2 separate regions of the Mus musculus genome follow, and region 2 is linked to region 1. Evidence: chromatin loops called from intact Hi-C (ENCODE). Cell type or tissue: left cerebral cortex. All regions are shown on one strand.

Region 1 (2,500 bases):
CCTTTTGCAAAGCAAAAATGAAAGGCATTAGGTAGAAATAAACAAAAAGAAAACCTATTGACATCTCTGAACATAAAGTTGCATTTTGTAGTATAATTATCAACATAGTTTTCAAAGGGGGGGCGGGGGTTCCAGTGCTGGTGTTTCCTTCAGTCAAATAAAGAACATTCAGGAACTAAATTCAAAAGGCTATGCAAAGCAAATACACTGCTGAGATCTGATTTTCATCTTCTTAAATATTAAAGCATTGCTTCATTTAGATCCCTACAGTGCTGTTCTTCCCTTTAGAAAATGCTACACTGGGAACCTGAACATAGTCTGGTTCTTTTGTGGATATGCAATTTGATGGATGATTTGAGTTAAATCTGTGACCTATATGGATCTGTCAAAATTTATCTCTGAAAGTGAGCCTGAGATCTAGAATTTTAGCCCTTTAAATGAGATAGAAGTAGCTTTACTATTTAAATGACATCGAGGTAGCCTTGCTATTTAAATGAGGTAGAGGTCACCTTACTAGAAGTAGCCTTACTATTCTTGACATATCACTAGTTATTTTTTTCTTCTGACTCTGTATTTTTTTCCTCAAAGTCATAATTCCCTGTAAAGTTAAGACTTGAGTTCACTATAACCCTGCTTAAATCATAGTATCTATAGACTAGCAATATAGCTCAATGACATATTGATGTCTTATACAGTCAAGGCTCTGGTATAATCCCTAGGTTTAGGAGGAAAATGAGAAGGGGAAGGGGAAGGAAGAGTAGGGAGAGAAGGGGAGGGGAGGAAAAGAAAGATGAGGAAAGAGAAGGGATGGGGAGGGAAGGGAAGGGAAGGGAAGGGATGGAATATTTTCTGATTGACAAAAATGATCCAGGTCCACTGTAAGTATCTTAAGGACAAGGCTTTTTAAGGAAGCAATGATTCCCAAGCATGCCACCAGCACATCTGGCCAGTTGTTTTGAAGCTCTAGTCTTCCCCCGAGCAAACTTGTCAAACTCCAGCATAACACTTTGCTGCAGAGCACACACCCACGTTCACCATGTCTTCTCTAACCTTTGCAGATCGGGGAAAACTCGGTCACATTCCTTACAGTCCTGGTTGCCATGGATCTCTCGGAGATCGCTCTCACTCTCCAGGTTTTGTTGCAAGTCCTCCTCCACCATGGAGAAGGCCGAGTGAGGTGTGCTGCATGGGAACTTCTGGTGATCGGCTAGCTCTGCCTTGGATTCAAAGAGCTGGTCACAGTCCTCACAGCGGTGCTGCCGTTCTTCTGTAGAAACAGTGCAAGGATCTTTAGCTAGCAAGGTGGGATCCAAAAGTCCTCATCACCATAACCAGCCGTCTTATGGAGTTACACAAAACACAGCCCATAGTTTGCTTAGAAAGAGAGAGGGGGGGGAGGGGGAAGGGGAGGGGGAGGGGAAGGGGAGGGGAAGGGGGAGGGGGAGAGGGAGAGAGAGACTGTATGACAGTGGACCCACCCATACATGTGTACACACATAGAGGTTGCTATTGTGTGTCTTACTCTACTCCTCACTGTATTTTTTCTAAAACAGGGCCTCTCGCTGAACCTAGACTCACCATTTCGATACCCTGGGGATGCCCCTGCCTCTGTCCCTCCCTTCAATGGGGTTACTGATGTGCGCAGCCATGCTTGCTTTTACATGGATGCTGAGGATTCAGACTCATGTCCTCAGGCTTGGACAGCAAACACTTTATTTACCCACTTTGCCACTCCCAACCCTGAAAGCTTTGACCAGCATTTCTCCAAGTCAAGTTAACAAGGAAAGTAAAAATAAGAAATGCGAAGGACCCCATAAGATGTCTGGGAGAATAATGCACCTACAGAGGCTACCAGGTAATCTCCCCTTCAAGTAAAACTTAGCACCTGAATCTTTGTAGGTTCTCGGGATAATGGAAGTGGTAATTGCCTTTTACTGATCATAATCTCAAGTTTCAAGCCAATCCAGGAGTTACTCATATTCCTTAACAGCTAAGTATAAGAATATATAGGTCTGATTTTCACCCAATTTTTCAGATGACAGTACTAAGGCTTAGAGCGACTAAGTAATCAGTTATGGACCCAAAAGAGAAGTGGCTGGGTCCGAACCCAAACTCACTTCTTTTCCCTAAGCCAAAGGCATGTACACAGAGGCCCTGTCTGAGGTGCAATTATGCCCATCATTGTTAGTAAACCATCAATTACCTGGAGTGCAGCACAAGGTGTTTCCAGAACTCTTTGAGGCTAATTTATATTTCTCAGGAGCCAGCGATAATTGGCATAGCTTTGTTAGATAGCAAACATGAATTTATACTTTAAATCAGTAGAGTACATAGACGGTAATAGTTGAAAATACAATGAGCTTAATGAAGTTGGTTAGAAAGAGCACTGTTCCTACTCTTTCTACTCAATGGCTGAGAACCCACACAAAAGTCCACAGGTATGACCCAAGAGGTATTGTGTATACCTCGTGATGCCTAAAAACACCCATAGTAACACCAT
Region 2 (2,500 bases), 180 kb before region 1:
ATTTTGGCCATCTCTCCCACCTCTGCTTTAAATATTGTTTCAAAATGACCTTGTAGTCATGATAATAGTAGTCATTTACCTGTCACCCTGCACTGCTCAGCCATTGCACATAATCTCCAGAGCAGCAGTGGAAGGCAGGTGTTCCCCTGCTTGGAGGTTGGGCCAGGTCATATTTCATTAAATGTCCCCATGAAACCTAGCACTGTGCCTTGGATACACAAGACCCTCGTCACACATGTTTTGATTGACTGAAACTCGGCAGTATGTCCCACTCCCTTTCTTTGTAATGTATGTAGGTGTTTGATTTATAAGGAATTTCTGTCCCTGGATGTGGCCGGCTATTGAATTTATGTGTGACAAGGAAACCATACAGTTTGGCAACTCTATAGTGATAGGTGATGTGTGATTCATTTGGGGGAAGATAAACATTTTCTATTCAGACTTTGAATACCTGGGCCTACGGTTAGCTAATCAAGTCTCTGCATGGCTGAACAGACATCTTCAAAGGGACTTTACTCTAAATTACTCCATTGTGTGTTTCTAGATGCTGTCCTGTTGCATATTGATAATATTTCTTATAGCCACTGCTTAAAAGTAGGAAACAAACATAATTTAGACTTTACTCATCTTAAAAGAAAGCCAGTGGTGTTATAAACCTAAGTCCATGCTAGAAAACCAGGACCCCAAGACCCTTTGAGAGGCCAGGATGCGCTCACAATAAGTTACATCTGTCTGTAACGTAAGGCACACAAAGAGAGACTCAGAGAGTGTGCCTTTCTTAAAAGATGTGTCAAAGCAGGAATCTAAGTTGGTCCTGGAAGACCGTATAGATAGGTGGCGGGGCATGGGACAGCAAAAACTGCAGGGGCCATTGATCAGCCTCTCTGAGCCATCTCCCTCCTGGTCTGGTTCAGTTGCTTTCTCCTCAACTAACTACTCTTTGCCTCCTGAGGTAGGCTTTAAGTTCCCAGTGGATGTTTTTCTTCCCTCCCCTGTGAAATCACATGAATCTAGGCTGGGTGGGGGCAGGGGAGGAGTATGGTAGGCTCTGAACAAGCCCAACCTCACTGGTGGGAGAAATGGTCCCGTAAATCCTTTCAAAGGGCGCCCACCATGTCTGAGAGTCGGAAGGGGCAGCCGGTGACATGAATACGATTATTGTAATGGAGCAAAATGTGTGACCCGACCGGATTCGGTAAACCCAGCAAAAGGGAACGGCACAGTTAACCCGTGTCTTGGGGGAGCACTAAACCTGGAGCAGACTTATTAATTAGAGCTTCTGAGGGGCACAGAAAAGGGGAGGCTTTCTCCATTATGGAGACAGCTCCATTCTAGCCAGTTGCTTTCCACGGGGGCAACTCCTGCTCCTTTCTTTCTTCTCTTTGAGCCAAGCAGTCTGAGTTACTGTTCACAAGGTCCCTGTTGTGCCTTTTCCATTCAGAAATAGAGCCGATGGGAGAGTTTTTAAATGCATCAGTAGGTGGCGCTCTTTCTTTTAATTTATTTTTCAATCTTCGGTCCAGTTTGTACTGAAAGACCCAGACCTTTTTAATGAAAGAGAAGGGATTTTTAAAATGAAAACACATATACAATGTCCTCTTTTAATTGAAATGGTATATTGTGAAATCATTACTGTCACATGACATTTGTGTTTTAGGGAAATGCATATATATATATATATATATATATATTCCTAAATTGACTTTAGCAATTTGAAAATGATAGTGGACATCTGTGTTCAATAACGTTTTGTTGGTAACCGGTGTTTAATATTTCATGTCAAATCAGGAAGAGTGATAGAAGGTTCTGGAACAGCGGCGGCGACTGGCATTCCTGCAGCACAGCCTGCCCTTTGTCATACTCACCATAAAGAAACCTGCTGTAGCCGGGATGGGAGCTGCACCAGAGTGACTCTGTTCTTGGACCTTACATAAACTTCCAGAATACACTGTCTCTATTTTCTTTTAGAAATATGTCTATAAGCAAAACGGGCTAAAGGACTTCCCAAGCTCATTATTTATTTAAGTGGGAAAGAGGGGGAGTGTGTGTTGGGGGAAAGAGCTCTTGGAAGAAATTACAGCAGAATAAATCATCTTCTAGAACAAATCTTACCTTTGTTTCTCGTCAGTCCTCTTTCTTGCCTAGTTGGTAGGCTGTGATGGGAAGGGAGGCGAATGCCAATGGAAACATGCCTCCAGTGGTTCACAATGAACTCTGGCTAGGATTCTAACAGTAGGAGCTGAGCAGGGTGGGACAGGGGCAGAGAGGAGCAAGGAATAACTTTGAATAAGTTTGTTTCCTTCTCTCATCCTCTTCTATGTGCAATCTAAACTCTATATGCAGCATTGACTTAACAACAGATGTGGTAAAAAGACAATTGGAGGAAAGGGGGCTCTCTTTCAGCTGTCTACAAGACTAGTCCCCTGAATCATCACACTGACCTGCTATTCAGGTCTGTCGGGCTAATTTCAACATTTTTTTTAAATGCAGGGTCCAGATC

Evidence for each region. Peaks named below come from ENCODE experiments on the same cell type or tissue, not always from the same donor. Only the 100,000 strongest peaks of a DNase experiment are listed, where the experiment ranks them.
Region 2: it touches region 1 in a loop (2.7-fold over the local background); 4 of 42 quality-filtered maps call a loop at or near these places.

Annotation. Positions count from the first base shown.
Region 1 is chr3:29,992,436-29,994,935 of GRCm38, forward strand. It overlaps Mecom (MDS1 and EVI1 complex locus), which reads right to left. Exons shown (of 16, transcript NM_001370769.2): 5 at 1,051-1,267. Among named protein-coding and RNA genes, the nearest start is that of Gm52621, 2.6 kb to the right of the region's middle. In left cerebral cortex, no CTCF peak of the experiment used is centred here; a DNase peak (open chromatin) is centred at 1,120.
Region 2 is chr3:29,811,612-29,814,111 of GRCm38, forward strand. The region is part of intron 3 of Gm33206 (a long non-coding RNA gene); the gene reads right to left. Among named protein-coding and RNA genes, the nearest start is that of Mannr, 78 kb to the right of the region's middle. In left cerebral cortex, a CTCF peak has its summit at 1,495 (motif pointing right); DNase peaks (open chromatin) are centred at 1,446 and 1,946.